Linked DNA regions of Homo sapiens: regions 2 and 3 are each linked to region 1. Evidence: chromatin contacts called from ENCODE Hi-C or POLR2A ChIA-PET data. All regions are on one chromosome and are shown on one strand. Each heading gives the region's core, a stretch centred on a gene start or an enhancer-like site at or near the end of the contact. The rest is flanking DNA. Distances are from core to core; before and after follow the strand shown. Region 1 holds the start of ZSCAN23 (zinc finger and SCAN domain containing 23). Region 2 holds the start of ZKSCAN8 (zinc finger with KRAB and SCAN domains 8). Region 3 holds the start of ZSCAN16 (zinc finger and SCAN domain containing 16).

Evidence for each region. A loop is a pair of places that touch in the nucleus more often than their neighbours do. ChIA-PET counts read pairs that join two places held with the same protein, here RNA polymerase II (POLR2A). Pooled maps may share reads with other maps.
Region 2: a loop to region 1 is called in a map of naive thymus-derived CD4-positive, alpha-beta T cell, with 7 times the contacts of the local background. The contact joins the promoter of ZKSCAN8 here to the promoter of ZSCAN23 in region 1. A Hi-C loop is called at or near these places in 2 of 168 maps with a recorded cell type or tissue (both naive thymus-derived CD4-positive, alpha-beta T cell), 8 of 37 single-sample maps with no recorded cell type and 17 of 50 pooled maps. POLR2A ChIA-PET finds 5 or more read pairs at or near these places in 2 of 52 experiments (PC-9 and WTC11).
Region 3: a map with no recorded cell type shows a loop between it and region 1 (8-fold over the local background). The contact joins the promoter of ZSCAN16 here to the promoter of ZSCAN23 in region 1. A Hi-C loop is called at or near these places in 10 of 37 single-sample maps with no recorded cell type and 16 of 50 pooled maps. POLR2A ChIA-PET finds 5 or more read pairs at or near these places in 3 of 52 experiments (BJ, H1 and WTC11).

Annotation. Positions count from the first base shown.
Region 1 is chr6:28,441,228-28,445,179 of GRCh38, reverse strand. It overlaps ZSCAN23 (zinc finger and SCAN domain containing 23), which reads left to right and starts at 1,689. Exons shown (of 4, transcript NM_001012455.2): 1 at 1,689-1,781. RefSeq lists enhancers at 1,507-1,586, 1,757-1,806, 1,380-1,890.
Region 2 is chr6:28,139,311-28,143,283 of GRCh38, reverse strand. ZKSCAN8 (zinc finger with KRAB and SCAN domains 8) reads right to left here and starts at 1,401. Exons shown (of 6, transcript NM_006298.4): 1 at 1,255-1,401. RefSeq lists enhancers at 1,140-1,259, 1,270-1,389.
Region 3 is chr6:28,123,156-28,126,983 of GRCh38, reverse strand. ZSCAN16 (zinc finger and SCAN domain containing 16) reads right to left here and starts at 2,375. Exons shown (of 4, transcript NM_025231.3): 1 at 2,307-2,375; 2 at 1,154-1,571; 3 at 63-201. The coding sequence starts at 1,540. It overlaps ZSCAN16-AS1 (ZSCAN16 antisense RNA 1), which reads left to right. Exons shown (of 2, transcript NR_103456.1): 2 at 3,773-3,828. RefSeq lists an enhancer at 2,230-2,731.

The DNA.
Region 1 (3,952 bases), core at 440-2,939:
GGCTGGGCTTCCGGTTAGGGTGGGGACATGGAGAACTTTTCTGTCTAGCTAAAGGATTGTAAACACACCAATCAGCACTGTGTCTAGCTGAAGATTTGTAAATGCACCAATCAGCACTCTGTGTCTAGCTGAAGATTTGTAAATGCACCAATCAGCACTCTGTAAAAATGCACCAATCAGCACTCTGTGTCTAGCTAAAGGTTTGTAAACACACCAAGCGGCACTCTGTAAAGATGGACCAATCAGCACTCTGTAAAATGGGCCAATCAGCAGGATGTGGGCGGGGCTGAATAAGGGAATAAAAGCTGGCTACCACCCCCGCCCCAGTCAGCAGTGACAACCTGCTAGCATTGATTTTTGTGCTGTGGGATCTTTGTTCTTTCCCTTTTCACAATAAAACCTTACCACTTTTCAGTTTTTGGGTCTGCACTACTTTTAAGCATTGTAATGCTCACTACGATGGTCTGCAGCTTCAGTCCTTAAGTCAGCGAGACCACGAACCCACCAGAAGGAAGAAGCAACTGCAGGCACGCCACCCTTAGGAGTTGTAACACTCACTGCAAAGGTTTACGACCTCACTCCTGAAGTCAAGTGAGACCACGAACCCACCGGAAGGAAGAAACTCTGGACGCATCTGAACAGCAGAAGGAACAAAGTCCAGACACACCATCTTTAAGAACTGTAATGCTCACCGTGAGTATCCGCGGCTTCATTCTTGAAGTCAGAGCAGGAACCCACTGGAAGGAGCCAATTCTGGACACAGTAGACTGGCAGGAACCAATGCCAGACACAGTAGCAATGAGGTTATTCATTGCCCGAAATCCAGATCTTGGTTTCTATATACCATTTTTCACTGATGTACTGTAGCTTCATGAAGCAATGGTGATTCTAGGTTTAGGGTAGGAATAGTATAAAATGGGACTGAAATATCTTTTGTGAGAAAGTGAAGTGCACAAAAACTGTTGGGAACTTATCAAAGGACATAGAAACCTGTTTGTGGCCGGGTGCGGTGGCTCACTTCTGTAATCCCAGCCCTTTCGGAGGCCGAGGGAGCGGATCACTTGAGGGACAGGAGTTCAAGACCAGCCTCACTAAGGCATAGTGGTGTGTTCTTGTAATCCCAGATACTCAGGAGGCCGAGACAGGAGGATCACTTGAACCCGGAATGCGGAGGTTGCAGTGAGCTGAGATCGCATCCACTGCACTCCAGCCTGGAGACTTTGTCAAAAAAAGAAAAGAGAGGGAGCAGTGTGAAAGGGCTCCAACTGACCAAATTTTAAATAATTTGAGCATCAACATAATAATAACAGTAATTATTTGTAAAGGAATCCATGAGTTCATCGTGATAAAATGAGACGGCAGGGAAAAGAAAGGGTATTCTTTGCAGGAAATGGCAACTAATAAATGTAGAAATGTGCTTCAGTTTCCTCACCTGTTAAATGGAGATAATTGTACCTAACTCACAGGGTTGTTATGCGGGGTAATGAATTAATACGTGTTAAAACACTATGTTGGCCGTTATTATATTGCCGCGTGGAAGACAATGTGTCACCTAGTATCTCACTTAAGACTACAGACGGGATTCAGAGTGACGACCACAGAGGTGTGGAAACCTCCGGCCTTCCTAGAAGGAACACAGCCGGAACCGCTGTTTCGCGGAGAGCGGGCCGCGGTGACGCATTTCCGGCCTTTGTAGTTTATCATTCTTTGGGCTGCGGTTGTCAAGGATTCAGAGCAGATGTGATCTGCGCTAGGTGGCATCTCCTCTCACGGATGCCTCGGTGAGCTTCGGAGTCGGGCTACCGCTGAGGGGCTTCGGAAGGGCCAGTCTGTGCACTGCGACCTGGACTGGGTGTGGGGATTTGGCGGCAGGGTCTTCTTGGCCAGAGATGGGCCGGGCAGGTGAAGGGCAGAGGAGGTTGCTCCGCAGCCTGGAAGGGCTTTGTTAACCAAAAGTCAGCGTCGTTGCCCCTACCCCTTTCCCCCACCCTATGTCTGTTCCTGAGCTCTTCAACCTCTCTGCCCTGTACTGATGGCACTCTGAACTCTCCGTATCTGCATCTTAGGATTCAAATAGATTCGGATATGAAGAAATGTTTGTATTTTCCGATGTCTTATTCTCTACTGTGGACTTATTTTAAAGAATGAGCAGGGATAGTTTTAAACTATGCCACAGCCTTTCTTAGTCTAACTCACATAGTATAAAGGCTCTTGCTGCTATCGAATTTTTTAAAAGAATAAATAGCATCTACTATGTGCCAGCCCAGCACTGTTCTAAGCACTTTACAAATATTATCTGCTTCTCATAACTCTATGAGATAGACACTATTATTATGTAGACTACACCCCACCTCTCTGTCCCGCCCCTTTTTAAAATTAACATACAAGAAGAAAATGAAGTTAGTAACTTGCCCAAGGTCGTAGAGCGAGTAAGGGGTGTAGGCAGGATTCAAATACAGGCAATTTGGCTCCAGACTCCATTTTCTTAAAACCTTTGCTATGCTAACTCCACTCTGTTCCTATATTAGCTTTACAGCTATAACCCGGGAAGTTACTTCGCTCATTTGAATCCCGTCCTTCTTTTGTACCTCAGTAGTCCTGGGCTTCTAGTTAGGATTTGATTGGAGAGAATATATCTGAAGACGTATATCTTTCAGTGTTTCTGCAAACCTGATGAAACAGCCGTTTTATTGGTTTGTGTGCATGTTTTCACCCACTCATCTTGTTCTTTGAGCAATAGAAAAAGATTACAGTCTTGGCCCTAAGGGAAAGTAGCAACTATTAATTAAACTACCATTGTACCAAAATTGTACATTATCTTATTAAAAGATTAATTTGCATGTTTATATGCCAGGTTTTGTGCAAAAACACTTTGTATGCATTATCTCATTTAATATTCTCAACAAGTTGGCAAGGCAGTTGTTGACCTCATTTCATATATGAGCTTGAGGCTTAGAAAAATCAACTAACTTGCCCAAGATCACTGCGTTAAAATTCACAGATGGCCTGGCACTATGGTTCATGCCTGTAATCCCAGCACTTTGGGAGGCCGAGGTGGGCAGATCACGTGAGGTCGGGAGTTCGAGACCAGCCTGACCCATATGGTGAAACTCCATCCTACTAAAAATGCAAAAATGAGCCAGGAGTGGTGGTGGGTCCCTGTAATCCCAGCTACTCCGGAAGCTGAGGCAGGAGGATTGCTTGAACCTGGGAGGCAGAGGTTGCAAGTGAGCCGAGATCGCACCACTGCACTCCCGCCTGGGCAACAAAAGCAAGACTCTGTCTCAAAAAAAAAAAAAAAAAAATTAACAACCAGATCTGCCTGTGTTCTCTGCTATCTCATACTACCTTCTGCTTGTCTAAGGTAAATAAAATATATGGGCTTATATCAACTCTATGTGTGCACATGTGTATACATGTGTATATACGATTGCAAATGCATAGAAAAGGACACATTCCAGTATTTAAGACTGTTTATTTCAGGGTAATAGAACTTGGTGAAAGAATTCTATATTCCTCTCTACTTTTTGGATTTAAAAAAGGTTCTGAAGAGAAGTAATGGTACAAGATAAATTGTGACTGAGGGTGAAAGGTGGGACTCATACAGTACATGACATATGAGTGGGCAGTTGGAAGAGGGTGAGCTGAAATGGGTAAAGAAGACTTCAGAGAGGATGTGAGATTTGAATCAAGCTGCAGAGATTGGGTAAGGTTCGAATAAGGGAAGAAGGCAAGACCAAGCTCATGGCGCAGGGATGAGAAACGCCTGATTAGAATAATGAGAAGAAAAACCTGACTGGAGCTGAGAGTTTTTGCTTGTGGAATAGAGGAAACCAAGAGTGGAGCCAGACAACAGAAGCTAAAGGTCTGACTGGTTTTAAACTGTGCTTGAGAGTTTGGGAATTCATCCAATTAGTGAGGAGCCATAGATGGTGTCAGCGGAGGTGAGGGT
Region 2 (3,973 bases), core at 152-2,651, 300 kb after region 1:
CCTCTCTGATCAGCTGGTTTTTGAGAATTACAACCTATAAATAACTGAGTGCAAAATTACTCCAGTATGTACCTTCCTCTCAGTTTTGTGCGTACATGTCTGTATTAAGTTGGTGAGCACTTTGTGGATACAGACTGATTTTTACATAGTCTCCTTAAAGAACACCTAGTCAAGTTTACATGAGTTTAAAAGGCAATCTTTAAAGCTTCCTCTGGATTTTAAATACTGTAATCCTGTGAGATGCTGAAGGCACAACTCAATTTTAACAGTATTATTTTTTCAATAGTTGTGGAAGGAATGTATTCTTCCTTCAGACTATGTCTAATTTGAGAAATGTTTGGGAACTGAAAACAAAACAAAAAAGACATTTTCCAGGATTTAAAATCCAAGAAAAAGTAGGTGAAGCCAATACTATGCTTTGTTATCTCAAATTGCATTAGCTGAAAGTTTTAATTAACATCTATCACATTTTACATTTAAACAACAGAAATTCAAAACATGTATGTATTTGCTAAAACAATGATTGCTACGTAAATATACTCAACGGAACTAACAAACAACAGAAATATGTTTTTAAAGGTGGTGGTGGCAGTCAAAGTAGCCTGACAAAAATTACTCATGACTAACCAGAGTTTTGGAAATGGGGCCCTCCCAGAGTTCCTCGTTGGCTAACTTCAGTTTGCTTTAACAAATGAAATAGGCATTCTGATAATGTTGAATTCTGAATTACCCTGAAATTAAAAAAAAAAAAAAACTTTCGTACAATTATCTAGTCAACACACCACCAGTTTCTGAATACACTAAAGAAAGAAGAGTAACAGCAAAAATTGGTTTCCATGGATAAACGGGGCTTCCAAAAGCAAAATATGTCTTTTTTAAAAACTGAGAATTTTGTTGTGACCTAAACGCAAAAGAGCGCTAAGTGAAAACAATTCAGACTCTGGAAATAGTTGGATAAAAAATAACATGGGGGGGGCGTTCCCCATTTTAAGATAAACAAGATCGACTACAAAAACATACCACAACACGATTATCTATGAAGAAAGCTTCATAAAAGGTTCCCTCGCAAAAAGTTCAAGGGCAATTCGTGGGGACGTACTCTGCCTGCAACAGCAACTAAGGCGTCAGAATCGGTCCGCGGCGCCGAACACCGCACAGGCCCCTCTCCGGACCCCTCAGGCCAGTCCTCAGCTGCGGCCTGGACCAGCCACAAAGCACCCACTTTCCTCCGGCCCAGAGCCCGACCGTACTCACTGTGAGTTGCAGAGGCGCCCCGTCGTGGGGAAGGGAGGCTGCAACGGATAAACAGACTCGAAGGAAGGTCGGGGAGTAAAGGCGATGAAAGCTGTACTCGGACCAGGCCCCTCCGGCCACTAACTTCTAAATCTGCGGAGGCACAACACCGGCCAGCACGCATCTTGCCCCAAAGGCACTTCCGGAAGCTCTCTAGGAGTCCTGGAGGTCTACAAGCTCTATGGTCGGCCGACTGAGGGTACCGGAGTACCACGCCCCTCACCTGCTGTGTGCTGTGCCTCGGGTTCCTCCCGCGTCTGCGTGCCTCAGGCTTGCGCTGTCGCTGGGGCAGTGAACGTGCTGGGGAATAACGGACCTTGGTGTCCCCTCCGCCTTGTGTGCCCATGCAGCTCCGCGCGCTCGCTGTCAATAGTAACGGTCCCCTGGGGGTAGATATCGGACGTGGGGAGGCTGGAGCTGTGAATAGGAGGCTGGGAAAGTGTTGGAGGAGGGAGCACTTCATGGATCCTTAGGATTCCAACTGGATTCGCGTTTGGCTCCGTTACATACCCTGTACTTTACTGTTCTCGATTCATAAACATATCCAGACCTCTCACATAGAGTACAAACTTCATGAGGAATTCCTGCTAATCACAGTTCATAGTTTTGTGAAATCCCTATGGCATGGCACTTAGGAATAGCATATTTTATTAAGTATTCAAAAAAATCGTAATTAAATATATATTCTTTTTGGATCTTTACATATTTCCCACTCTTTCCTATCTTAATGAATTTCTATCGCTTACAGCATCTGCTTTGCTGCTTAGCTGTTTTAATGCTAAACCTATGATGTAAGCTTGAAGAGTAGACCCTAGGTTTAATACCACAAGATATGGGGAACAAATCTATGTTCATTCTTTCTTTGTTAGTCTTTTTTTCTTTTTTTGCCTTTTTTTTTTTTTTTTGAGACAGGGTCTCTATTGCAGAGTGTAGTGGTGTGATCATAGCTCACGGCAGACTCAACCTTCTGGGCTCAAGCAGTCTTCCCACCTTAGCCCCCCAAGTAGCTGGGACTACAGGTGTGCACCACCCTCAGCTTAAAAAAGAAAATTTGTAGAAACGGGGTGGCGGGGCGGGGCGGGGGTCTCACTATGTTGCCCAGGCTGGTCTTGAACTCCTGGGCTCAAGTGATCCTCCTGCCTCAGTCTCCCAAAGTCCTCGGATTACAGGCATGAGACACCACCCTGGCCCTGTGTTCATTCTTTACAGACCTGTTGCATTAGAGCTTTTTAACTTTTGAGACTAATAGGATTTCAGGGGTGGAGGTTGTGGCAAGTGTTATTTTTTGTTGTTTAAGTCTCATGTATTTATTTCCTTCAGCACCTTTCCCAACCACCTATTATTGAGTTCTCAGGGCTCCTCCAATTTTCACCTTAATTTCCCTCTTTATCTGCTCCTGCTGGTAGCCACCACCAACATTTCTATCCCTTCCCAATTACTAACTCCCCAATATTTTGCGTACTGACAAAGTCGTTTTGATTTAAGGGTTTTGTCATCTAATTATCACATGAAAACAAGTAAATAATAGTAAACACTGGGAAGCTACAGTGCTTCTGGACTCCTTCAAAGTAATTATTTTTGCTTTTTATTTCACAGCTGTTGCTTTCCACCTGGGATGGTAACTGGAAGTAACTGGTGACAGACTAGAACTCTACTTTCAGTTTCTTTTTTCACATTTTAAAAGTAACTTTTTTGGCTGAGCGCGGTGGCTCATGCCTGTAATCCCAGCACTTTGTGAAGCCGCGGGAGGATCACCTGAGCTCAGGAGTTTGAGACCAGCCTGGCCAACATGGCAAAAACCCATCTCTGCAAAAAATACAAAAATTAGCCAGGCATGGTAGTGGGCTCCTGTAGTCCCAGCTACTCCAGAGGCTGAGGCGGGAGAATCGCATGAGCCTGGGAGGCAGAAGCTGCAGTGAGCTGAGATCCTGCCATTGCACTCCAGCCTGGGCAATAGAGCAAGACCCTGTCTCAACATAAATAAACAAATAAATTTTTTTTAAGTCTGAAGTTGTGCACATATGTAGTTGTACAAATTCAATGTGCACACAACTATGACTGCACATACTATGTACAAAGTTGTGTACACATAGGAAGTAAAATAGCGTCATGCCATAGGTAGTTTTCTCAAACTGGACACACAGACACTGATTGTAATAGATAAAACTGATAAATTTGACTTCAAAATTTTAAACTTAAATTCTCATCAAAATTTAAATCTTCTCAAAAAAAGCACCATTAAGAAAGTGAAGAAAAAGCTACACACTGAAAAATATTTGTAATACATCTATCTGACAAAGAACTATCCAGAATATATAAAGAACTCTCACAATTTAATGAATAAGATAATTCAACACCAATAGGCAAAAGATTTAAACACTTTCTTTACAAAAGATAAAAGAATGGCCAGTATGCACACTAAAAAGTAACCATTATTCATCAGGGAAATGCAAAGTTAAAACCTCAATGAGTTACCACCACATATCCGTTAGAATGGTTGATAATATCGCCAATTTCTAAGTTATTCAGGCTTGAGAGGCTTCCTTAGTTTACTCAATGAAACATGGAGATAAAGGAGAAATTATCAGAGCCAGATTTCTCCTTTGAAGTGTTACTTTTCTCCATTAATATAACCACCATCCTCAGTTCTAATTACTTCACACCTATGTGACTGCAACAG
Region 3 (3,828 bases), core at 1,126-3,625, 320 kb after region 1:
AGTTTTCCTCTAACCTAAGGAAGTACCTCTACCCTCATACACTCAGAACTGTTCCTGCTTACCATTCCTTTGTGGTTTCCCAGCTTCCTGCTCCAGCTGGGTCTTTTTGGGATGGAGCTGGACAGTCAGTGATTCATATGGCCTTCCCAAGGGGGCCAACTTGTCCATGAGTATGTCCCGTCTTTCTGAATTGCCTGGGACCTAGGGAAAATGAGGTGTGTAAGGTGAATTTTATGGAAACTTAAGTAACTTCAGATAAAACAATCAAATGAAACATCTTCCAGGGACATAGAAAGGGGGGACAAATTCTCATTTCATTGTAAATGGCAATAATGGCTAGGAGAAGGAACAGAGGCTAATCTCTACAATTCAGGACACTAGAGAGTAAAATTCAACGTCTCTTCTTTCATTGATCTGCAGAAGTCCAGGATCAGAGCACTGGGATTTGGAAGGTAGCTTAAAAATCATCTAGCCCAACTTCCAGCAAATGGGAGCATTTCTTCTATAACCATGCTATCCGATATGGTAGTCACTAGCAAAATGTGGTTACTGAGTACTTAAAATATGGCTAGTACAAATGAGATAAGCTAAATGTAAGATACATACCAAATTTTGAAAATTTAAAGCACAGATATCTAAAATACCTCATTAAAAATATTGATTACATGATTAAATATTGTGGGCTAAATAAAATATATATTTCACCTTTTTTTTTAATGTGGCTACTAGAAAATTTAAATACATATACAGCTTGCATTATATTTCTGTTGGACAGTCCTATTCTGCAATATCCTTGACATCTACTTGAATCTCCGCTTGAATACCTATATGGAAAGGGAGTTTCTTATGGGGTAGCCTATTTTATTTATGGGTATCTATGAATGGCAGAAAATTATTTCTTTTCCTCTGATACCTGATTGCCTTTTGGTAACTTCCCACTGATCCTAGCCTTCCAAACAGGCATAGAATCAGTCTAGTGACTCTCCTCTCTTTACCCAGCCACACTTTAATTATTTGACATAGGTAGTCAGGTCCCTTCCTATGCCTTGTTCTTTAGAGGATAAATATTTTCAGATGTTCTTTCATATGCCTTTTGCTTTGGCTCCATCCATATCCCCTGATCACTCACAGCCAGATGACTGCCCCTTCACACCTGCTTTCCAGGTTCATCAAGCTCTCTCTCCAGATCCTCCAGTACCGTCACTGCCTCCTCTCCAGTCTCTGGATGGTGTGCACGCACCCATGCTTGCAGGTCTTTAGGAAGAATGCTCAGGAACTGTTCTAGCACCAGCAGGTCTAAAATCTGCTCCTTGGTGTGGCATTCTGGCCTCAGCCACTGACGGCAGAGCTCCCACAGCTGGGTAAGAGCTTCACGGGGTCCAGGTGCATCCTGATAGCAGAGCTTCCTGAAGTGTTGTCTATAGAGTTCCCTCCTGTGAGGACTGCACTTTTGTGAGCTGGAATCCTGTCCCCAGTAATGGTCCTCTGCCTTAATTATCAGAAGTCCTTTTTGGTCCTCAGGTTCCAGGGCTGTGGTCATTCTGGGCTTTGCCAGGAGATTTATCCTCTATCTGGGATTGAGTCAAAGAGAATCTCTTAGAATCCTGCCTCAGAGACACTCCTAAGGCATAAAAAGTTGTTACCATAGAGAAATTACAAAAATTTCTGTGAACATAAACACATCATAATGAAGCCAAGCCACCAGAAGTCAATCAGAGAAAACAGTCTTATAGGAAGCTGAAACAAAACAAAACAAAACAAAACAAAAAACAGTGACGCAGGGATATGATTTGAATCTGTGCTCTATTGTGTAACTTAGAGGAAGTTATTTATCTGGACTAGAACTACAGATCCTCAGGTACAATTCTCATGTGTGTTACAGGGTTGATATACAGATTACATGAGAACGTATGCAACGTCCCTGGCATGGCAGCGGGCACTAGTAAGCACTAAATAAACGCCAAGTATTATTAACGGCTTTGTTAAAAGGCTCTTCATTCTGTTACCATGAGATGCACGGGCCAGCTTGTGCCCCCAGGATTCACTGGTTATAGGATATGTGTGCCAACCCTGGAAGGGGATCAGACAGATGCCTCTGCAGAGGAACCCGCAACCAGTGTCCCCCTTCCACCCATCCTCTCCCGGAAGGCTGGGCCAAATCCTCTCCTGTAGATCTGTTGGGGGGCGGAGGGAGGGACAGGAGTGTTACACTCTGCCCGCGACAGGGAGGTGTGGGGAGGGTGTTGCTGCTGACCACAGCTGCGTCTTGTCCCCTTTTCTCCACCTGGGAGCCGGGAGACACTCACCTTACGCGCAGGGAGGAACAGGTGCAACAGCTAGCGTCCTTTGGACAGCCCCGAACAAAGACTAGACTCAAAGACACCAATCGGCGCCCGGCCGCTTCAGCCGGGCACTTCCGGGCCGCTCTAGGAAGCTTCGCCTCTGTGGCAGCTTGAGTGCTTGCCTCCTCGGCCCTAGCCAGTGGAGGACCCGGCTTTTACGCCTCGTATTGATGGGATTGCGGGATCTGCGAGCAAGTCTTATTTGTACTTCTTTAAAACGTTTTTCGGTTTAATTATTGAGTAATATGGATAAGTAATGCATTCACATACATTTATTAAAAAGAGTAAATGTCCCCCAGCGTCTAGTTTGACAATATTTTTCGTGACTTGTATATCCTTCCGTAGATATATTACACCGTTATAGATTGTCCGCGCTTTTTCCCCTCTGCACAAATAGTAGCACTTCTGTACCTTTCTTATTTTTCTTTTTACCAGGTGGTCTTGGTAAAGGCTGTACATAAGTGTTTCCTTGATCTTGCTCTTTTTTAAACAACTGCACGGTATTCAACTGTGTATTATGTTCTATAATTTGTTAATAAGTACCCCATTGGTGGTCATGAGGTTGTTTCCAATTCTTCTTTTTCAAACATTGCTGCAATAACTTACTGTGAACTCACATCATTTTTCATGTGTAAGGATATATCCATAGTCTGTATGTCTAGAAAGGGAATTACTACAGCATAGAATAGGGAAATTTGTACTTTTGTTAATGCCAAATCACCAATCATAGGATCTACTAGCAGTATTCTTATTTACCTATACTTGTCAACACAGTGTTATAAAATATTTTGATCTTTGCCAAATTGATGGGTGAAAAATGCTCTTAGTTTTTTACTCCCTCTTCTCCTTTCTTACACAAATATTGATTTATCTACTATGCCAGGCACTATTGTGGAAGCTGGAACTAATTTTGAGCAAAACAATGCCCTTCCTTTCATGGAATTTATAATCTTGTGTGTGTGTGTATGTGTGTGTGTGTGTGTGTGTGTGCTGGGGAGGCAGGCAATAAACCAAAAAATATACATAGTGTATAGAGAGTGGATATCAGTTCTAAGGAGAAAATAAAGGAAATAGGGAATTTGGGGTGAGAATGAAGTGATGCAATTTAAATAGGATATTCATGGAGGACCTGACTAGGAAATTGACATTTGAGCAAAGATTGAGGGAGCTGAGGGAATGGGCCATCAGGGATAAAGATGTTTCAGGGAGAGGGATAACAAATGCAAAAGCCTGGAGTGGAGTGTGTTTTAAGTATTTTGGGCAAAGGAAGGGTGCTTGTTTTTCTGGAGCTGAGTGAGCAAAAGAGCGTTGGGTGGAGAGATAGTGAGAGCCTTGGGTGAGTGCAAGGGTATTTTTACTCTAAAATGATAAAATGATAAGCTACTCAGTTTATTTTCTTTTCTCTTTTCTTTCCTTTTCCTTTGTTTTAGGAGATGGGTCTCACTCTGTCACCCAGACTGGAGTGCAGTGAGTGGTGCGATCATAG